Linked DNA regions of Homo sapiens: region 2 is linked to region 1. Evidence: chromatin loops called from intact Hi-C (ENCODE). Cell type or tissue: CD4-positive, alpha-beta T cell. All regions are shown on one strand. Links, peaks and the distances in the headings refer to the core of each region. The heading gives the core; the rest is flanking DNA. Region 1 has its middle 21 kb from the start of DGCR6L. Region 2 overlaps RTN4R (reticulon 4 receptor).

Evidence for each region. A loop is a pair of places that touch in the nucleus more often than their neighbours do. Peaks named below come from ENCODE experiments on the same cell type or tissue, not always from the same donor. Only the 100,000 strongest peaks of a DNase experiment are listed, where the experiment ranks them.
Region 2: it touches region 1 in a loop (7-fold over the local background); 3 of 110 quality-filtered maps call a loop at or near these places.

The regions. Positions count from the first base shown.
Region 1 is chr22:20,293,678-20,304,942 of GRCh38, reverse strand. It overlaps the pseudogene PRODHLP. Among named protein-coding and RNA genes, the nearest start is that of DGCR6L, 21 kb to the left of the region's middle. RefSeq lists silencers at 4,952-5,261, 5,332-5,471, 5,492-5,671, 5,712-5,981 and an enhancer at 6,435-6,936. In CD4-positive, alpha-beta T cell, for the core only: no CTCF peak of the experiment used is centred there; DNase peaks (open chromatin) are centred at 5,322 and 5,862; H3K4me3 peaks cover 1,624 bases.
Region 2 is chr22:20,230,486-20,241,750 of GRCh38, reverse strand. It overlaps RTN4R (reticulon 4 receptor), which reads left to right. Exons shown (of 2, transcript NM_023004.6): 2 at 1-336. The coding sequence ends at 40. LOC105372863 (a long non-coding RNA gene) reads right to left here. Exons shown (of 2, transcript XR_007068009.1): 2 at 5,772-11,265. Among named protein-coding and RNA genes, the nearest start is that of MIR1286, 13 kb to the left of the region's middle. RefSeq lists silencers at 2,640-2,699, 2,911-3,205, 3,390-3,539, 10,638-10,793 and enhancers at 3,189-3,781, 9,969-10,762. In CD4-positive, alpha-beta T cell, for the core only: a CTCF peak has its summit at 3,008 (motif pointing right); DNase peaks (open chromatin) are centred at 3,060 and 3,420; H3K27ac peaks cover 3,055 bases.

The sequences.
Region 1 (11,265 bases), core at 3,019-8,018:
CCTCACTGAGGAGCGGAGGTGTTACCTGTCCATTGGGGACTACCAGGTGCTTGGACAGCTTGGTCCTGCTGTCGATGAGGCTGCTCCAGTCCAGCAGGTCCACAGTGCTGAGGGAGGAGGCACATCAGCAGAGTTGGCGACCCCACCTGTGGGTGCTAGGGTCGGGTGGGGGATCCAGGCCCAAACCTGTCCGTTCACCAACCACCACAAAACCCACCTCAGTGTTCAGTTTTAAAAGACGAGAAGGCTGAGGCAGGAGAATGGCATGAACCCAGGAGGCGGAGCTTGCAGTGAGCAGAGATCGCGCCACTGTACTCCAGCCTGGGTGACAGAGCGAGACTCCGTCTCAAAAAAAAAAAAAAAAAAAAAGACAGAGGAAATGTAAATATTGTTTTCTGTTTAAAAATTTAAAACCAGTGGCGTGCAGTAGCTCAAACCTGTAATCCCAGCACTTTGGGAGGCTGCGGCGGGCAGGTCACTTGAGCCCAGGGGTTTGAAACCAGCCTGGGCAACATGGTGAGACCTGGTCTCTATAAAAAATAAATTAATTAAAAAAATTTAAAACCAAAACACAAACAGTCCTGCATCTAGGCGGCTCTGAAAACACTGAGTACCCTAGGGCTGTTTTGGGCTTGTGGAGGGGCCGAGCACAGGCAGCCAGGCAGGAGGCGGACACAGCTCCGGGCGGCCAGGGAGGACACAGTGGGCAAGGCTGGCAGTGTGTGAGGGGATGGCTCACTACTGCACCACCCCAGTCACCTCCCCACTTCAACTGGAGGCTCCTGGTGACCTGGGTCCCAGCCCCTGGCCCCAAGGATGGGGCATGGGGCTCTGATCCTTCACCTGCCGGCGTGGACTCCAGGGAGGGCTGAGAGTGCCACCTTTGCTCTGGACCCAGATAATTCTATAAAGAGCCCTCTATGGGGTCTGTGCTGGCCCTGTGTCTCCCCTGCCCAGCCCAGCCCCAGCCTCAGGGACTCCTGAGGCCATCAAGTCCTGCTGTGTGAAAAGCAGTTCCTTCAGCACTGTCATCCCAAGGCCCACCCTCTCAGGCAGGGCAGCCAGGACTGGGAGACGTCACTGGGGCTTGGCTGGAACCATGGCTGATGCTCGTGTCCTCTCAGCCTGGGGGCTGCTCTCACCCAGACACTCCCAGGGTCTCTGCCGTGAACCAGTCCTCAATCTCAGCCCTGGATGCGATGCCCATCTTTGCGACACTTTCCTTGAGAAGTGAGAAGGCCTGGATCAGCCCCATTCGCTCACATTTTATTCTTCCCCCCACCCATTGGCCTCTGGTGCTGTTTCTGGCTTTATTACATCGTTAGTAAGAACAGGATCCATGTCTGGTTTGTTTCTACTGCATAGACAGGTCTATTCCCACCCCGCTGCTGATGCACGCCCACGCCCTGCAGGGCTGGGTCTCCAGCCCTCCTGCCAGCATCTCCCCTCTCTGTTCAGAGTCCCTCCGACCTCCTCCTCCCCACCAGGCCAACCCCAGCAGCTGCAGAGTGAGCCACGTGCCCTGGGTGAGTTCCCAAAACCACCTCCGACCACTGCCCACCATGCCCCCTGTGCGCCCCCACGGTGCCCACCCCCTCACAAGCCACAGGAGTGGGGAAGGGGAAGGCTGCCCCACCTGCAGCACCGCCACCTCCAGCTTGGTGTTCATGCCTGGCCAGCCCACAGCAGGCTCCTGACCCCACCCCACCCCGCCCATGAAGTTCTTGCACATGGCGCTCTGGAGGCCCTGTAGAGATGAGAGGGGGCTCCGTGGTGGGGTTTGTGTTTCCATGCAGGTGTGGGACAGCAGTGGGCACAGGAGCTGCCTGTCCCCTGCCGAGCAGCCCCCACAGGCTCCCTGCCTCGGTTTCCTCCCCTGTGCCACCAGCACCACAGGCTGCTCACACATGGGTCACAGGACCCAGAAACACCGAGTGTGGCTAAGACAGAGACACCCCAGCGAGGCCCCCTTGCTCAGGCCTCTGCCCCAGAGCCCAAGTCTCTCAGGAACCTCTGACGCAAGCGCAGGCTCCTGCCCCCGTGCAGCCAGCCTGCAGTCCCACCCTGCCCTCCAGGCCAGCCCTCCTGCAGCATTCTTGCCCCTGACACTTCTTTCCAAGCAACAACCAGAAATGTTCCTTTAAAGTGAAAGCAGATCTTACCATCTCATCTTGTTTAACACCACCCCAGTGCAGGGCCTTCCCCTTACATCTGCCCCAGGAGAACAGGCAATGGATGAGGAGAAAACGCCCCTCACCCTGATGGCCCAGCATTCAGCTGGCCACTCTGACCCCCAGCCCCCGTCAGGAGGTGGCTTCCAAGCACTGCTCAGAAGGGCCAGATGCAGTGGTATGCCCTGTCATCCCAGCACTTTGGGAGGCCAAAGTGGAAGGTTCACTTGAGGCCACGAGTTTGATACCAGCCTGGGCAACATGGTGAAATACCATCTCTACAAAAAATATGAAAATTAGCTGGGTGTGGTAGTGTGCGCCTGTAATTCCAGCACTTTGGGAGGCCAAGGTGGGGGGATCACTTGAGCCCAGGAGTTCCAGGCCAACCAGGGTAACATAGTGACACCTCATCTTTTTTCTTTTTTTTTTTTTTTTTTGAGACGGAGTCTCACTCTGTCACCCAGGCTGGAGTGCAGTGGAGTGATCTCGGCTCACTGCAACCTCTGCCTCCCGGGTTCAAGCAATTCTGTCTCAGCCTCCCGAGTGGCTGGGATTACAGGCACCTGCCGCCATGCCTGGCTAATGTTTTGTATTTTATTAGAGACAGGATTTCACCCTGTTGCCCGGGCTGGTCTTGAACTCCTGAGTTCAGACAATCCACCAGCCTCACCTCCCAAAGTGCTGGAATTACAGGCATGAGCCACCACGCCCAACTGTGAGACCTCCTCTTTACAAAAATTAAAAAAAAAAAAACTTGGCCATGTGTGGCGGCATGCACCTGTAGACCCAGCTACTCAAGTGGCTGAGGTGGGAGGATGGCTTGAGCTCAGGAGGTCTAGGCTGCAGTGAGCTATGATCACACCACTGCACTCCAGCATGGGCAACAGAGCAAGACCCAGTCTCATTTGAAACAAACAAACAAAAACATAAACAGGCCTGGGACCCGCTGCCCCTGACGGAGGGCTGCTGGGGCCAGCATGGGGCTGTGCAGGGTCGGGTGTTTCTAACACGGAAGGACACTGGGCCTTAGTGACCTCTGGCTTCTCTACCCCTGGAGCCCTGCTCCCCCCATCTCTGGCCCCCAGAGGCTGTGTCAGGAAGGGATTCCCAGGCAGAAGATGCGGCACCAGCTCCCTGGGCACAGTGGCTCATGCCTGTAATCCCAGCACTTTGGGAGGCCAAGGTGAGCAGATCATGAGGTCAGGAGATTGAGACCATCCTGGCCAACATGATGAAACCCTGTCTCTACTGAAAATACAAAAATTAGCTGGGTGTGGTGGCGCGTGCCTGTAATCCCAGCCACTCGGGAGACTGAGGCAGGTGAATCGCTTGAACCAGGGAGGTGGAGGTCACAGTGAGCAGAGATCGCGCCACTGCACTCCAGCCTGGTGACAGAGCGAATTCCATAAAAAAAAAAAAAAAGAAAAGAAAAGGAAGGAAGGAAAAGAAAAGAAAAGAAAAAGAAAAAAAAGAAAAAAGAAACCTGACCTGGTGCCTTCCTAGCCCCCACTACATCCTGGCCACAAGGTGGGCATGGCTTCTGCATGGCTAGTCTCTGTCCCACTCAGCTGCCACCTAGAATGCCCGTCCTTGCCCTGTGGCTGGCCACTCCCTCCCCTGGCATTCCTGCCCTGCTGCCTCCTCCTCCTATTGCAGCACCACCAGCACTGGCTCCTCTTTTGGGATGCCCCTTAGATGTGGGCACTCCCCAAAGCCTCCACATCGCCGTCCCTCACCTTGCCAGTTCCTCTACCTGGGATGTCCCTTCTCGCCCTCCTGTCTCCTTGGCCGGGGCTCTCTATGGCCAAAACTTGACCTTAAGACATCCTTGTGTGCACAAGCACAGCAGTGCCCTCCCAGAGCCCTCCATCTGTCCAGTTCAGCTCCTTCTTCCTCCACCATCCTCCGCACTCCCGCCACCACGGGTCCTAGGCTGACCTTGGCGCTCCCCATGGGATTCGGGCCAACAGCATCTGACTCTGAGTTCGTGGATCCCTGCCCTCACCTCGCACCCGCCGAGGCCTCACCTAAGCTCAAGTGTGGCTCGGTGCTTCTCATCTCACACCGTCCCCCGCCTTCCCCCGCCTCCTGTTGAGGCCAGGGGTGCAGCCCCCGACCTCTGTACAGTCTCACCTGAGAAATCAACACCACCAGATACCCTGGCGCCAAAAAGCGGAACCTTGCAAACTCTTCCCAGGGTCACCTGGAGATAACCGTCATCTCTAGTACCCCTAGGCTGATGCGGCTAAAACAGTGTTCTGCTTGTTGCCCCCCACCACCGCCACCAAAAGCCCTGACACTTTTTAAAGTTACCATGGGTGAGTTCAAAGCTGGGCGTTTGAGGGGCTTCCCATTTTTCCCCAACAGTGTTCTCAGAGTGGCCGTGTCTGGGAAGCGGCTGGGTCCCGGGGATTGAACTCTGGGGTTCCAGGCTATGAGCCCTACACCAGGCTTCTCTTGTGTCAACATGAAGAATACTCCATTTTAAATTCCAAGTGATAACTCTGTATTCCCACAAGTGGTATATATCGTAAATATTAAAACGACCATTGTTTTTAGTTGGTAGACATCGAGAAGTAGGAAAATTCGCGATATCAGAAAGGGACTGCAGGAAACGCCTCCCTTCCTGGCTTCCCTTGCTCCAGGAGATGCTTGGGAGGCACCCGTTTCACGCCAGGAAACTCCGTAAAGGCTCCCGGGACGGGCAGAAGCCCCGCGCCCCGGCTGCACCCCGCGCACCTGCTCGTGGCGCGCCAGCAGCGCGGGCCAGGCGCAGAAGCGCAGCACCAGCAGGCTGCGCGCCAGCTCCCAGGTTCGCCAGCTGCAGTACGCCTCCTACGCGTTGCCGAAGTCCACGGCGGGCACCAGCGGCCGCACTGCCCTGGCCGACCCACGTCCTGGCACGGCCCCTGGGCCCGCGGCGGGCTGCTCGCTGGCGGCCGGCGCCGTGGACAGCGGCGCGAAGCGGGGAATGTAGGGGCGCAGCGCGGGCAAGACGCGCCGCAGAGCCATGGCGGGACGCCGGTACCCGCCCGGGCCGCTTAAGTATGCGCTATTGGTCCCGCCCCGCCCCTCCCCGCCCCGCATGCCCCCTAGCCGCGCTCTCTCCTTAGAAGTCCCACGCTCCGAGCCGCGCCCACTCCTCGGGAGACACCGCCCCATCCCAGGGGCCCCGCCCCTCCCTAGCATCTGCACCCGCTCCTCTTGAGGCCCCGCCCCGCCCGCCGTAGGGCCCACGCCTTCTCCACGTGAGTCCCTCGCCCCGCGCTCCAAGCAGCTCCCTTTCCTCAGCAGACGCCGGTCCACCCTACGACCCCAGCTCTCACCTCTGGAGAACCCATCCCGAAGTCCCAACCCCACCCCTGAGGCCCCGCCCCAACCCGAGGCCCGGCCGGCTCCGGTGGTCATACTCCAGAACACCAGCGCTTCTTCCTCAAGGGTTCTGGCACGCCCCAGGACCCACCGCCCCTTCTCCTCTTGAGGCCGCGCCCCGCGCTCCCAGCCGCGCCCGCTCCTCGAGAGGACCCGACCCGCCTTCCCAGCCGCGCCCGCTCCTCGGGAGGACCGGCTCCGCGCCCCCATTCCGTGGGAAGCCCTGCCTCACACTCCCAGTCTCGCCCTCTCCTCGGAAGGCCCCGCCCCGCGCTCCCAGCCGCGCCCTCTCCTCGGGAGGTTCCGCCCCGCGCGCTGCAGACCTCTGTGCGTCCACAGCAGGCCCCGCCCACCGGGCCGTGGCCACACCCCCGCGAGAGACCCGGTCCCCGGGGCTACCCGCCCTGAGCTCCGCCTTCCTCACAGGAGACCCGCCCCATTGGGAGCGGGACCCCTGACCAGGCTTGCGGTCTCCCCACCACACCGGGTTTCCCAGGTCCCCAGGCCAGCCAGGTGGGTCCGGAGCCCGCCGATCAGCGCAGCCGCACACCTGGGTTCCTCCCTGGTCCTTGAGCCGCGTGGACCCACAGCTGAGGCCGGATCGGCTGAGAATCCAGCCCTCAAAGTGGGTCCGCTTCTCCTCTGGTCTAAATGGGCGTATGGGAAGCCGTCCTCTCCCTCCCACCCCTCAGGCCTCTTAGGGGCTTGCCCCGCGCTCCTCTCCTGTCCTCCCAGTCCCACCGCCCACCCAAGGGCAAATGCGGACCACTAGGCCCCCTCGGAACCTGTGCAGCCCTGTGGTTCTTCCCTTCCCTTGCCACCCAACAAGAGTCCGCTGGCCACACCGCCTCCCCTGCAGGCCCGGCCTCAGTGCCGCCCGCCCGTGGGCCACCTCTAGAGCACCTACCCTCTCGCGGCCCCTTTGCCTCAATGCCCCTCCCAGATGTCACTTTCTTGGTGGAACCGCCCCTGGCGGCCTGCCGTAGTGCACCCCTCCCCATCACTCACCGCTGGGCCCCTCGTCACCTCACGATATTCCTGCACCCCACAGACGCTGGGTCTGGCTCCAGCCTCCTCCCACCTCACCCACCTGCTTCTCCCTGTGCACCTTGCACCTGCTGGAAAGAGCAGGAGGTACCTTGCACTCCCTGACCTGTTCTGCAATGTTGAAATTTGAGGCTGAATAATTTCCTTGTGGGAGCTGCCCTGTGCATTGCAGGTTGTGTATCAGCATCCCTGGCCTCCAGGAACCAGAGGCCTGTAGTACACACACACACAGACATACACAGTCGGGACAGCCGTAAATGTCTCCAGACATTGCCAGGTGCCCCTGGGGGACACCATCACCACCACTCGAGAGAGAGAGAGGCTTCCTGATGAATGGAGCAACAGTTTTTCTGCTCCTCTTCCTCCTGCCGGCACCACAGAGCAAAGGGGAGAGACAAAAGGAGTGGATGAATCCAGGCTCATTTTGCTGGAGAGAGGCTAGCCTCGGCAGCCGGCCATAGCCACCAGTCTCCCCTTCCTGAGGACCATCCCTCCTCCTGTGGCCCCTGTCCACACCTATCACGCCTTTCTCCCCAGCACCTGTCATGCCATCGGCTCTTCCTGAGCCCAGGCTGTTTGCATGCTGCTCTCAGGCACCTTTCCCTCCCCTGCATCCCACACCCTCCTTCCTCTCCTCATCAGGGTCAGCATGGTGGGTGCTACCCCTGGCAGGCCCTCTCTGACCCCCAGGGCCCACCTGGGCACCTATGTGGCTGCAACTCCCTCTTCTCTTCTTGCACTTGTTGCTGGTGACTTTGACAGCTGTGCCCCATCCATACTGCTGCCTTGATGTGTCGTTATTTAGTGAATGAAATTTCCACATGTGGGAACCCATGTGGGAAGTGTGACCCCAGTTTCTAGGCTGGTGACTGTGGATTTGAGATGCATCCCCCAGGCCTTGCCCTGAGTCACCCTGGACCACACCCAGTCCTCACAAGCACCCTGGCACTTCAGCTACATGGTGGGGACCCTCTGCCAGCAGGGCTGAGGCCAAGGCCCCCTGGCTTCCCAAAGTCTCTGTTCCTGCTCTCCATGAAGACAGCCCTTTGATGCCACGTCCTCTCCTCTGGAGGGCACACCACGCTTGTCTGGGCTGCATTCTTCTCCTGAGCATCTGCACCTGGTTACCAGAATTGGAGCCTGGGTTCCTAGCACTCAGCCTCCACCCAGGCCCTGTATGTTGGGAGTAACTTGTCGACGCTGGTGACTCGCTCAGGAAGGTGAGAAGAGCCGACCCTGACCCTAACCCTCCCCATCTGGAGCCAATACTCGCCATGACTGCCATTTTCTGGATAATCCTGTTGATCTGATCTGCTCCTGGCCCAAGACCTCCCCTCTAACGCACTCATATCCATGAGAGAGAGGGGGTCCCACCAGCTGTGCCACCTCTCACTGCACTGGTAATGGAGAAGGCTGTCAGCCCTCCACATCACACACACTTTGGGCAAAATGACTGAGTGTATGACAGTCAGCTCACCGATTTACCGCCATGAGAAAACATTTTAAATGGCCCATTTTCAAGGCATGATAAATCTAAGTACTGGCAGCCAGCCTGAGAATGTAACAAACCGCACGGCTCATGCACGTAGAAGATCACAATAAGCAGACAGAATGTAGAAAAAGGGTCAGCCCATAAAAGGGAAGAAAGTTTCGTTATTGGAAAATTGAAACTTAAGCGGGGAAGGCGACGGGGTATAACCTTATAAGGTGGATAATGAAACTTAGGCAATGTCCTGGAAGATTGTAACCCCATAGTACTCGACCAATGAGGAGGAGGGACTTGTGTGCTAGGGCATAAGTTACTTGCTGTGACTGCCCTGAGTGCGCCTATCCACCAGACACCAATCTCGCAAGACCACTATTAAAAGTCTCACTTTCCCGGGCATGGTGGCTCACGCCTGTAATCCCAGCACTTTGGGAGGCGGAGGCGGGCGGATCACCAGGTCAGGAGATCCAGACCATCCTGGCTAACACGGTGAAACCCCGTCTCTACTAAAAATACAAAAAATTAGCCAGGTGTGGTGGTGGGCACCTGTAGTCCCAGCTACTCGGGAGGCTGAGGCAGGAGAATGGCGTGAACCCGGGAGGCGGAGCTTGCAGTGAGCCGAGATGGCGCCTCTGCACTCCAGCCTGGGCGACAGAGCGAGACTCCGTCTCAAAAAAAAAAAAAAAAAAGTCTCACTTTCACTGCTCGTGCCTCTGAGTCCATTCTTCAGGTTTGGATGGGTGAGCTTGTTTCTCACACTGCCACATTGCCTCTCCCAATATTCCTGACAAATGCCAGACAAGGGCTTAGACGTCATCCCTGTTCTTACACGGGAAACCCCAGAGCAGAATCTAAGCTGAAACACACCTGAAAATGTCACGGCAAGGCCAAGGCAAAGCTCAGAGACAGGGTGGTCCTTGTCATGCATGGCCTGTGGAGGGGCCAAGCCTGGCTTCAGCACCCCAGCCACCCGGGCAGTCCTCAGGGTGTTCTCAGTCCTGCCTCATGTGGGTGCCGGGTCAAGGAAGGTCCCTCACCTCACATCCTACCATCAGACTTTTACTCTGTAGCCTGGGGCTCAAAAGCAGAGGGTCTGAGGGTGACATCAGAGAAGGTGGCAGATCAGGAAGCTCCGGGAACCCATCCCTCCCCTGGACAACAGTGGTACTGAAAGGAACCGTCTTAAGCAGTGATCCTGGAAACCAACAGAATGCTTTTGCAACATTCAGAGGCCAGCTTAATGAAGAGCCTGGTCCATTTCAGCCAGTATCAGTCAATTTCCCCCTTTATGGGAGCACCTACCATCCCCCAACCCTCAACCCAGTGGCACACAGAGGAATACAACCCTGGTGCACAGTAGCACTATTCACAACAGCAAAACGGTGCAAACAAAACGTGATCCATCCATACAGTGGAATACTATTAAGCTATAAAAAGGAATGAAGTACTAATGCATGCCATGACATGGATGAACTTTGAAAGTATGCAAAATCGAAGAAGCCAGTCACATGCATGGAACTGGAGAAACTTATGTTAAGTGAAATGAGACAGAACAGAAAGTTAAACACCGCATGTTCTTGCTCATATGCGGAAGCTAAAAAAAGCTGGCCTCATAGAAGTCAAAAGTAGAACAGAGGATAGTAGAGGCTGGGAAGGGTGGAAAGAAGGGAGGGAGAGGGAGGGAGAGATGTGTTGAAGGATACAAAATTATAGCTACATGGCAGGAATAAGTTCTAGTGTTCTACACCAATGTAGGATGACTCTAGTTAACAACAACATATTATGGGTCAGGTGTCACGGCTCACGCCTGTAATCCCAGCACTTTGGGAGGCCTAGAGGGGTAGAATTGCTTGAGCCCAGCAGTTCACAACCAGCCTAGGCAACATGGTCAAATCCCATCACTACAGAACATACAAAAGTTAGCCAGGTGTGGTGGTACATGCCTGTAGTCCCAGCTACTCGGGTTGCTGAGGCAGGAGGATCACCTGAGCCTTGGGAGGTAGAGGCTACAGTGAGTCGTGATGGTGCTACTGCACTCCAGCCTGGGCAACAGAGTGAGGCCCTGTCTCAAAAACAAAAAACAAAAACCAAAATCCAAACCAAAACAAAAATTATGTATTTTCAGCTAGCTAGAAAGAGAATATTGAGTGTTCGTAATGCAAAGAAATGATAAATGTTTGAGATGATAGGTGTGCTAATTACCCTCATCTGATCACCATACATTGCATGTATAGAAACATCACTACGTACCCCACGAATATGTACAATTATTATGTGTCAATTAAAAAATAAAAATAGCCAGGTGTGGTGGCTCACACCTGTAATCCCAGCAATTTGGGAGGCCAAGGCAGGAGGATCACTTGAGCCCAAGAGTTCTAGACCAGTCTGGGCAACATAATAAGACCTCATCTCTATAAAAAAATACAAAATTAACCAGGCATGGTGGTCTATGTCTGTTATCCCAGCTACTCAGGAGGCTGAGGTGAGGGGATTGCTTGAGCCCAGGAGGTTGAGGCTGCAGTGAGCTATGATCGTGCCACTGCACTCCAGCCTGGGCAATGGAAGGAGACCCTGTCTCTAAAATAAAAGTGAAATTTTTTTAAGAAAAGAAAGAAAGATGCCAGACACAGACGGCCACAAGTTTTATGGTTCAGTTTATATGAAGAGTTCAGAATAGGCAAACCCATAGAGACAGAAGTCACACGAAGACAAGCCCATAATGTAGCCTGGTGACTGTGGCACTGGTAAGGGCCTGGAGGTGGAGGACAGGGGGAGTGGGAGGGGCTGCCAAGGCCCACGGAGTTTCTTTGGGGTCTGGAAATACTCTGGGGCTACAGAGTGTTGATGTCTGCTCAACCTTGTGTATAGACTAAAAAACCATTCGATTGTGCCATTGAAATGGAAAAAATTGCATGGTATAATGCAAAAGGTAATAAATGAATAGTATAATGAATTATATCTCAATAAAGCTGTTATCTTTTTTTAAAAAGCAAAGAGCTCAAAGTTCTAGCATTTGCTTCAAGGAAGCCTGTGGCCCTGCACAGAGGCGAAGGTGGGCAGGGGCTGCCAGGGGCAGGGCTGCAGAGAGGGCAGGGGGAGAAGCGAGGGGTACAGGGATCACAGAGATCTCTGCTCACATCCAGACCATAGCAGGGCAGGCCTAGCGCTGGGTGCCCAGGCCCACGGGAG
Region 2 (11,265 bases), core at 1-5,000, 60 kb after region 1:
CCTGGCGCTGGTGCTGTGGACAGTGCTTGGGCCCTGCTGACCCCCAGCGGACACAAGAGCGTGCTCAGCAGCCAGGTGTGTGTACATACGGGGTCTCTCTCCACGCCGCCAAGCCAGCCGGGCGGCCGACCCGTGGGGCAGGCCAGGCCAGGTCCTCCCTGATGGACGCCTGCCGCCCGCCACCCCCATCTCCACCCCATCATGTTTACAGGGTTCGGCGGCAGCGTTTGTTCCAGAACGCCGCCTCCCACCCAGATCGCGGTATATAGAGATATGCATTTTATTTTACTTGTGTAAAAATATCGGACGACGTGGAATAAAGAGCTCTTTTCTTAAGCTGTGGCCTCTCAGGCTAGGGTGCTGTGGGCGGTGAGAAGCAGGGGTGGGTGCTGGACGGGCAGCCTCTCCCCCATCACAAGGCCCCCAGAGGAAGGGAGTTGCCTGGCACCACAGGTGGGACAGCCTTGGCCAAGGGCAGCTCCAATGTCAGGTGCCCCTGGCCCCCCAGCCGCACAGATGGAGCATGCTTGGTGGCTGACGTCGTTGAGCCTGGCTGATGGAGCACATGCCAGGTCCATGGGTCTGGACATAGCAGCCCCTGTGGGGACAGTTGCTCTCGGGCCCCCCACCCCAATCAGGCTGCCCGGGCAGCCCCCAGGAGGAGGCTGAGGATGAGGGACCCTGTTCCTACCCCTGGTGGGTGGCAGGAGAGGAAGGCCCTGAAGGAGAGTTGGGCGGGTCAGGCCTGGCCTCAAGGCCCAGTGGGGGCTGTATGCACCCTCACACCGCTGCTGGTGGTCACACTAGACCCCACATGCGTGTCTGGGGCACCCCCACTTACAGCATGCCCACACCCCAAACATAGGCCGTGGTGGGTCTGCATGTCCCTGCACCCATGTATGCATACACGCATGCACACACAGCAGGGCAGGGAACACATGTCCACACACATGCAGGCACCGGGGGCTCGAGAGCAGCACACGCATCCAGGCAAAAATATGCACAGGCAGAAATATGCACAGGCACGCTTTCCCACGGCCTGGGCCGAAGAGGACTCAGAAACAAAAGGGAAGGGCCACGTGGCCAGGAAGCCTTCCCAGGAAAGGGCCCCCTCCCCGCCAGGGCAGTGGCTGGGGAGGGGGAGAGGGAGAAAAACAGTGACGTGGGGGAGGGTGTGGGGGAGCGTTGCTGGTGAAGCCAGATGGTCGTGGGGGCGGCCGGGGCTCCAGAAGCCTGGGGGGAGGAGAAGGAGGGAGAAGAAGCGGGGAGGACGCGCTTAGCAGCCAAGGCCCCAGCTCCTCCGCCCGCTTCTCTGTGCGTGTGCTGCGGCCCAAGGCTCAGACCCCTCCCATCAAGCACAGGGCAGAGCCAGGATGCAGTGGTCCTGTCTGGCCTGTACCCTCCTCAGGGTCCTCCCACATGTCCTGTCTCTCCTGAGAGACCCTGTGCCTGTGCCCACAGGTGCTGAGGCCCCCCGTGTGGCTGCGCACACCTCCACCTGCAGTTTGCCCCTCTGCTCACCTGAGATCCAGGGCCGGCAGCCTTGCCCCAAGGCTGGGGGCAGCTCAGGCAGGGCAGCCCTGCCGGGGTGGGGTGCTGTTTGCCCAGGGCTCCCTCTGCAGCCCCTCTGGGCCCAGGAGACCCTTGGCAGCCCCAGCAGAGGCCTCTCCATGGATGGCCTGATGTCAAAATGTTGTGCAGTCTCTGTCCTGTGCCTGGAGCTCTACCATCAGCACCCCTGGCACCCCCAGTCTCTGTGACCCCACAGCCAGGCCCAGGATTCTGCCAGGCTGTGCCTGGGCACTGGCATAGGCAGGGTTTTATTCAGTTTTTCTCCCAAGTGGCCCCTGTCATGCCTGAGAAGAGGCAGCTAAACTGCTGGATCTGGGCTAGTGCTCTCAGCTGAGGCTGGGGGCTCCTTGCAGTCAGAGCCAGGAAACCGAAGCCACCCATTTCCAAAGAGCCTTGAGCCCCACCTGAGTGACCCAACTGCAGTGGATGCTGGCGCCCTCAATGGCTTGTGGAAGGACAGCAGATCCTGCCTCAGCTTGCACACCTCCCAGGACAAGGAGTTCATTACCTCTGCTGGGCCCACTCCTAACTAAGAAGCAGGCACCTGTCGCCCTCAGGCCAGCTTCGGGGCTGACTGTCACCACCAGCTGCCCTCAGGGCTCTGCACCCTCCCCTCCAGGCCACAGTGGGGGCCTGTGCAGTGGCAGGGGTGGGGAGTTGGGCACAGTCCAACCAGACCTGAGGACGGGGTGAGAGGATCCGGAAGGAAGTGGACGAGTTTTAAGTTGGACTCAGCAGGATGCATGGACGCTCCCATGGGGTGGAGGCGGCAGGCAGGGCTCCCAGGCCTGAGCAGCCGGCACGGGGCGCCCGTCCCTGAGGTGGGGGCGCCGAGAGGAGCGGCCGCTTTGTCGAGGCCCAGGAGACATCTGGGCGGGGGTGTCGCGTGGGCTGTGCAGGCTGAGCTCAGCAGAGGGGCCCGGCTGGAGGACACATTTGGGAGTCGTGAGCACTTGGGTGATATTTACAGCCCAGGAAGAGATGAGCTCACCGGCCGGCCGCTGCTGACGAGGGGCCCGGAGTGGGCGGGGCGTTGGGCCAGGGCCCAGGGACTCAGCTCCTTCCTGCGCCGACCCCGGCACTCCCCAGCTCTGCCTGACCAGCCCCGGCCGGCTGGGCCCCTGAGGTCAGGTGCTGGACCAGGCAGGGGTTGGGGGTGGCAGCTGGTGTCCAGCCTTGATCACCCAGACCCCAGAGCAGGTGCAGAAAGCTAATTAAAGCTGCGTGAATCAGCCTTGAGGGTATCAAATCCTGGCCCCCACCCCATGCGGGCTGCTGGTCTACCACAGACTCTCCTGGCCCCGTCCAAAGATGCCTGGCCAGCCCCAGGGGGCCCTGTGGACCGAATCCTTCACAGCTCATGGGCCTGTCCCTGTGTTGCAGGCCTAGCCAGGGCAGCACCACCCAGCACAATTGGTGGAGGTGACAGCTGGGGCTGGGCTCACCACTAGGTGGCTGTAGCCGACCTGGGTGGGGGATAGGGGCAAGCAACCCTCAGATGTCGGGCCCAGGCTGGGCTGCTCCTGGGGATTCCTCTCAACCACCCCGACTCCACCCCTGCGGCCCTGGGGGCTGAGCTGCACCAGAGCTGCCCTGCACACCTGTCTGCCCAGGGCTGCAGGAGCAGCCCTGTCCTTGGATGGGAGCGCCTGCCCCCTGTTTATCTGGCTGCCCAGGGCTTTGCCTAGTAATTGGGAGAATTACTTTTTAATCCTTAAATTAGTTCTGAAATAATAGAAGCTGCCGAATGTTCAGCAGCCGATGGTAAACTAACATCCAGCGAGACTGAGAACATGCCGGAAACAAGTTGAGAGGGAGGCAAGTGTTTGTGGTGTGAGCTGGGGCCCGGGGCGGGCCACTGCGGCGGCGGCAGGGGTGGGGGCTCCTCACTGCCGGGCTGCCTGCAGCTCACAGCCTCCCTGGGGTGGTAGGGCACCTCACACTCACATCCCCGCAGGAAGACACTGCTAATGTCCCCAGGGCACAGATGAGGAAACGGAGGCCCAGAGACATGAAGCAACATGTCAGGCAGGATTGGGCCCGAGGCCACGCGGGAGCAGACCCTTCGCTGCCAACTGTGTTTGTGCTCCAGAGTGCTGCTCTGCTTCTCCATCCCAGTGCCCGGGGACATCACAAGACCCTGGGTGTCAATTCCCTCCACTGTGTCAGTCAGCCTAGGGATGTCACTCGGGGTGGCACCCTGAGCTGTGGCACCTCTGTGACTGAGGCAGCTCTGTGTCTGGTCAGCTGGCCTTTGGGCCGCCTCCAGCCACAGTGAGGAGGCCCAGCCCTCAACTCAATTTCCCCCACGTTGCCGGCCTGGTGGCCACCCTCATGCCCAGATTTCTCACTGGTGGCCTTGGCCTCTGTTCTGCCTGGACCCCAGCTGGCTCCTTTCCCACCCTGCTCTGGGCTAGGCCGCTCCGGAGCCCTGCCCTGCAGCCCAGCCCCTGTGTACACCACAGCCTGGGCTTGGCAGGGCTCCCCACATGAGGCCTGGGTGGGAAAAGTGCAATGGCCACTGTCAGCAAAGGGTGTATCTCAGCCCATCCCCCCCCACCCCGCCGGGCACAGCAGCTCAAGGATCCCATTATGCCAAGGCCTTGGAGAGTGGCTGCGATGGGCATGAGCCCAGTGGCCCCCGGAGCCCCACTCCTGTTGGGAGGGTGCATGTGTCGGGGCCCAGGGCTCCCCAGCAGCTGGCCTGACCCCAAAGTGCCAATCCCAGGTCTAGAGGAGGAGCCCCAAACTCCATGGAGGAGGCCGTGGGACTTCTCTGGTTGGTCAGGCTTCTCCAGGGCTGGGGCCTGGTGCTACTGTCTTTTCCTGGGGGAGGTGGGGCTCTGCCAGGGCACACCTCTCCGGAAGCCCCTTCCAGGTGCGTCGCACTCCCCACCTGCCTCTGTCTGCTGCAGGGGAGTCCTGCTCCCAGGGGCAGGGGACCCTTGCTGGGCCATGCCTGGAGTCCTGAGCCAGTGGGTGGAGGAACAGGCACCTGTCCAGCCTCATCTCTCCTTTTGCTCCCAATCCCCAGCCCCCAGCCCCAGAACTCCTTAGGATCTTCTTCTTGGTCCTTCCTCTTTGCTCAGTATTCAGTTCTGACACCACTCCCTTCTCCAAGAAGCTCTTCCTGATCCTCCAGGCTGGTCCTCACCCAGCCAGGTGGCCATGGAGTGGATCCACAGTGCCCAGACCCGCATGGCCAGAGCCAGGGGCAGGTCACTACCCCTCAACAGCCCTCTGCTTTTGTGCCTGTTTTGAGGAATGAGTAAACCCTCATGGAAGAAGAGGTCCCTGCTTGGGCCCAGCCCTGGAGGAGCTCATAGAGGGCCAGACAGGGTGCTTCTGCCACACGGTCCCAAAGCTGAGGCCGAGGCTGTCCCTCCCTCCAAATGTCCCCACCCACAACCTGTCTTCTTGGATTCAGACCACAGGACCAAGCTCGCGCCTGGTTCCCCAGGCCCCAGAAAGCCAAGGGAGCCCCCCAAGGCCACACAGTAAGCAGTGGAACCAGGCTGGGCCGGGCTGGCTGCCTGGACCCCCCTCACGCCCTGTGGGCCCCCCAGAGCTGGCCTAGGGTCTCTTGACCCTGACCTCAGTGGAGGAGCACCCAGCCTGACATTCTGAGAGCTGCACAGGTAGCACTTCCTTGGCACCAACAGCAGATTGCATGTGGGGTCAGCACAGGCCTGCTGACCGGGGCAGGGCCAGGCTCACAGCCACCTGGGTGCAGGAAAGGGTGCCAAGCTCGGCAGGAGTCCTGCCCTCCCAGCCTGTGCAGTGGCTGGGCTCGGTGGAGGGTCCCTCTCTCTCTGACCAGTTCGCTGTGCGTTTATTAGGCACCTGCTGTGTGCTGGTGAAACAGGAAAAGTCCCCTTGTTCCCCTCACAGTACATGCAATGGGGTTGTGGCTTGCTTCAGTGCCCTGCTGCTCAAATCTCTAGGGGAACATACAGACGGGCAGGCTGTGGAGCTCCAACCCCACGGCAGTGTCTAGGGGTGAATGTTTATAGCTGAAGCCCCAGTGAGCGTGTTACAGGGTGCTCTTTTAGTTTTGCTGTTTTAGTTTAACTCTATCGGTGGCTTCTGTTACTCAGCTCAATTAAACCCCAGTTAGAGCCCTGCCTTATCGCAAGGACAGATGGCTTTCTGCATCCCAAGGTTCTTGCCTTGGTGTAAGAATTGGACCACACGTGGGCTCGGAGAATGAGTGCAAGGTTTTATTGAGTGGAGGTAGCAGATGGGGGAAGGCAGAAGAAGATGGAGTGGGACGGTTTTCCCCTGGAGTCGGGCCCGGGCTCTCCTCTGGCTGCCCCAGCCAAACTCCAGGTCATTCTGCTGCCGGTTGGTAGCCTGCCGGGGTGCCGGCGCCCGTCAGTGCGTTCCTCTCGACGTCCAGCCGCCTGAGTGCTCCTCTGCCAATCCGCTCCTCTCCACGTCCAGCAGCTTGTGCGTGCCTGCCAGGGTCTCGCGAGTTTTTATAGTCATAGGATGGGGGTGTGGCAGGCCAGGGTGGTCTTGGGAAATGCAAAAATGCCTGTCCTCACCTAGGTCTGTGGGATGGAGCCCCAGCCAGGGATCACACCCTCCTCTACGCAGCACTTCCCCTTTTCCCTATCATTCATTTCAAGGGACCAAGCTCTTCCACTCCTGTATCACCTCAACGAACCCATGCGCCTCCTTCCTGGAGGTTGCTGTTGAAGCTGCAGGCATCACCCCCTGGGTGAGAGAGGGCCCTGCCTGGGCCTGGGCTGCTGCCAGGCCACGTGAATGCGGGGAGGCCATGTTTTGGAAGCCCGAGGGAGGATCCACACTTTGTCCCTGCACATGGCCCAGCCTCAGACGCTAGACAAAATGAGGGGCAGAGAATGGCCCCTTCTGCAGACGCAGTGCATCTGGCCCAGCCCACAACGAGCCTCTCCTGCAGGGGCAGCCTCCACGGGAAGGGCCAATTAAACCCACCACCGATCGGCCCAACCAACACCGGGGAACAGGAGGCCTCCAATTTGTCTTTACAAAGGGCTGTGCAGAGATTTATGGGCAATAAATGAACATCCATCCCGAGGCGGGCAGAGGAGAAGCGGCAGGGCCGGCAGGGTGGGGGCAGCCCCCTCTGATCGTGGCGCGGAAGCTGCATTAATGACGCTCACCAAGGAGAGACAAGGCTGAGGCTGGCAGGGCCACTCACCAAGGAAGGAGAAAAATAAATGCGAGCAATTGGGGAATGATGAAGACCTTGCAGGGAGAACACCTCGATACACACGGTGAGGCCAGCCTGGCAGAGTCTGGGGACGCCGAGCCAGGGACCTGGTGGGGTAGGGCAACCTACAGGAGGGGCACAGAGACAGCCTGGTGCTGCTGCACAATTATTTTTGAAAAATGACAGAGCAGAGAGAAAGAGTGGAGGCGGGGCGGGGGACTGCAGCCTCCAGGGATGCCAGGGGTTTCTGAGAGGCGGTCACTGCTACCTTCAGGGGGAGCAGGAGGGTCTTGAGGCCTTGGGAGCCAGGGCCCCAGCCTCTGAAGCCCTCCCTGAGGTCCCTTAGCCAACAGTGGTGGAGCCACAGCCCTACCCCTCTAGGCTCCCCCGCGGCCATTCCAGCCTCCAACCCCACCCCTCCACCTCAGACTGTAGGGTCTGAGCACCCGCCCTGTCCATATCCATCCCTGCATGCCTCTCCGTTCACCGACTCCTTCAACAGACCATCCCCTGCTCCTCTCAACAGGCCCCGCTCTGCTGGGGAACCACGGACAGAGGCCTTCCCATCCCCAGGTCAGGATCATCTGGGCCCCCTGCTGCAGCCGAGGACCCCTCCAGATCCGCAGAGGGACAAACTGGCCATGAGGCCACGACCAAGCCTCACTTGGGTGGGGACCCAGCCTGGGGCAGTCCTGCTGTTGCCCCCCACCCCCCGACATCCTGTCATGGTTGGGAAATCTGGTGGCACCAACTCCCCAGATCTCTCCTGGCCCCACCTCTGGGCCTGGTCGGGGGATCTGGAGGATGGCATCAGTCCTGCCTGCCTGCTGTGGGCCTGTGGGTAGCTGTGCCCAGGGGCATGGGGGAGTGAGACTGCACCCCAGGCTCACTCTCCACTTTCAGGTTACCCTAAACACCAAGGCTGTGCAGATTTTCCCACCCCAAGAGGCTCATTCTGTAAAAGCTGGTCTCAATTAACACAGCCAAACAGAAGCATCCAGCACTACACTCTGGAAATAGGACACCTATGCCAGGGTGAAGGGGTGACTGACACTGTCCCTGAGGCAGCCACAGGCCTCAGCAGGCACTGGGGAATTGGTGCAGACCCTGCCCAGAGCCCTCCCTTCCTCAAGGGATGGGACAGTGGGGCCCTCACCCACCGACTCCCCACATAAAAGACATTTCTAGGCACTTCTAGGCCAGCCAAGGGGGACACAGCAGTTCCCCAGAGGGGCAGGCGTGGCCTGCCGACAGTAGGGCTAGGGGTCAGCACTCCAGGTCCCCATGCCCATCAGTGCCCACCCAGCTCAGCAGGGATAGCAGCGTTCCTTGCCCAGCCACTCCCACAACACCACCCAGGTTGGGGGCAGGCTCCCTGTGCCTGGTGACAGCAGTGCCACCAGGCCTGCAGGTGGGGGTCACTGTGTCATCACTACAGATGAAGAGAGGGCGGCCAAGGAGTGGCACATGGACGCAGCCTGTCCATGGGGGTGCCCGCTGTGCACTCGGAGCAGCCTTCTGCCCAGGACGCCCTGGACAGGGCCCCGTCATGGTGCTGAGTCACAGATACCAGCAGAGGACTGGACAGAAGCGACTTGGGAGCCTGAGGATGGGGAACACAGCCTGCCATGTTTCCCGAGGTTTCCCGGGAGCAGTGAGAGGGCCAGGCCAGGCCCTAAGAACTAGGACCCTTATGCCCAGAACCAAGCAAGACGTGGGGGAAGTGGGATCCACTGTAAGTCCAGGGCCCCAGCTGACCCCAGTCCCTCCCTGGGCCCACCGGGGTGTCCCTGCAGAGACTGGCTGGGCCAGCAGCCTGAATCTCTCCTGGTGAAGGCCTGAAGGCCAGAGTAGGTGGGACCATCCTCGCCGAAGCCGGCCTCAATTCTCAAGGCCATGCCGTGGAGCCAGTGCCATCTGGACCCTCTGGGTCAAGCAAAGGGTGTGTGCTAATCAAAGGCAGGCCCTCGAGGATGCCAAAGGCCCGCGAATGCCCAGTGGACCGTGAAAACCTTCTGCTGACAAACCCTGCAGGTGTTGGGGCCACAGGGAGGGAGGGTGACTTTGCCTTTCGGCAGCCAAAGGATTTCACTGGAAGCCACTCTTTTGGCAAAAGCAGCCAAGTGATAACCAGGCCTTCACCTGTGTCTTAGGCTGAACCACAGTGGACCAGGAAACTGCAGGGAAGGCCACAGGGAGCCACCTTCCAGGGTCGGTGAAGGGCCCAGCCCCTCAGTCCCATCCTTCCACTGACCCGTGCCCACCTCCAGGGCAAGGGAGGAGCGAGGGCTGCCCTGGAGGCTGCCCGTTGGATGGAGCCTCAGTGACCTCGCCATCCACTGGGGGTGTTCCAGGAGGAGAGGTACAGGGTCCTACACCCAACGTTCTTCACCCAAGACCTGGCCTGAGACCAGGAACAGTGTCTGCCATCTTGAGTTCACAGGACCAGCCAGAGCCAGAGCTGGGCCACTAAGGACAGCCAGCTTAGCTGAGGGGCCGTACCTCCTAGGACGTCCTGGTGGCCGAGACTGGGCCACCTGCCATGCTGGCCATTGTCTGTCTCAGTTGGGGCATGTCTGTCTCCTGCGGCCCCTAGGGCTGGGCCCTGCTGTCCCACTGGGTATAAGGAAGGAACTGGGGCTGCCAAAGAAGGAAAAGCTGGGCAGACAGTGGGGGGCCTGGGAAGGCCAGCGCCTGCAGCCCTTCACCTTCCACCCTGCAAGCCACAGAATACCCAGGCAGAGCTGAGCAGGGCACCCTCCAGTCCAGGGGCTCTCCTCTCCTCAGAGAGAGGCTGAGACACACTTGCCCCACAGAGAGCTAGGCTGTGGCGTCTGAGGTCTTCTCCTGCCACGTGCATCACAGCTGCATACCCTGATAGCCACTCGGTTCCTGAGAATCCCTGAAAGGAGGGACTCGCTTCTCCCCACCCACTGGCTGGACAGGAAGGCAGGGATAGCCTGTGTGCAGAGGGAACAGCCTGTGCGGGGGCCCTGAGGATCACTCACCCGGAGCCTGGCCCTTTGGTGGGGGTGTGGGGCTGAGCCAGCAGGAGGCCAAGGGTGGGGTGGGAGTGACCCTGGACACCTGTGGAAAGACAGGGCCTCGGGGTCCACCCCACCTGGCTCTGGGCCCTGGGGCCCCTGGCCAGCACGGGTTGCCGCCTCATTGCAGTGCCTTCTCTGCTCCAGCTGCTCTCCAGCTCTCCATGCATCAAGGTGGAAACAGAGCAGGAGCGCAGTAATGCGGAATTTGACTTGCAAAGTCGGGGTGAAGCAGCACTAATAAGGCCGGGCTTACAAGGAGGCTGGGGGTGGGGCTGAATCCAGGCCCTGAGGGCAGGAGAATGACTGGGGTCTGGCGGGCGAGGGTGTAAGTGGAGGAGGGAGGGCTTAGGGGACCGTGGGTCTGTCATCCTGCCCCTGCCACGCTCAGGGCTGGGGAACTCCATGCCTGCCAATCCCAGAGCCTTAGGTAGGCAAAGCCAGGATGGGGGCACCAGCCCATGGTGTGTGGCACCCCCACCCTTCCCTAAGGCCTTGTGGGGAGGGGACTGGGCAGGAGGGGACTGGGCAGGAGGGGACTGTCCCCTCCCACACACGATGTGATCTCTCTCCCACAGCCCTCCTGCCCCAGCCGGACACCCTCTGCAGTGGCCAGAGTGCGAGAGGTCCTCAGCCCTGAGCCAAGTGGCTCACCCCTGCTCCTCTGCCCTTCCCCTCCCCAGCTGACCGGCCTCCAGCCTCCAAACCCTCCATGGGGACTCAGGGCCTGACGGGGTGGCCCAGTAGGGCCCGGGTGCTGAGCTGGGCTCTGAGATGGGTGGCCGAGATGACATGGAGGGAAAGGGTGCTGAGGGGTGGGGATGGTGCCTTCATGGACTCACTCTCCTGCCGATCCTCCAACCCCAAGCTCAGGCCTGGGGAAGCTGGGCCCAGGAGAGGCTGTTGATCCCAGGGCCAGGGAGGTCCACACTGTCTGGTCTCTTTTCACCAGGCTCTGCTGCCTCCTCCTGGGAACCACCCCCAAGACAGGGTTTAGACCGTGGGAGCCGCTCAGGCAGGGCAGTGGGTGGGGAGGTCTCCCTTTCCTACCTCACCTACCCGACTCAGGATTTCCAGACAGCTCTAACAGAGGGAGGGACCCAGGACCCTGGCACCCCCTCTAAACAGAGCAGGCCCTCAGGGTGGGGGCTGCAGCTCCTCACCCCGTACACTTGGACTAAAAGGAAAACAGCATGTCCCTGTGCCTGGGGTCTGTGAGTCAGGGGACCCTGGCCTGGCCTGGGGTGTCATGTGCAGTGTCCAGCTGGAGAGGTGCCCAGGCCCATGCCCCACCAGCGTTGTGTGCCCTCCACCCGCTCCCCACCCGTGTGCTGCTCCCTGAGACTCCGTGGTGGGTCCTGGCCGCTGGCAGTCACCTCTGGTGGGCTCTGATGCCCAGGCTAGTTCTGCAGGGCCAGGTCCTGTACCCAGACATGCCGGCTCAGAAGT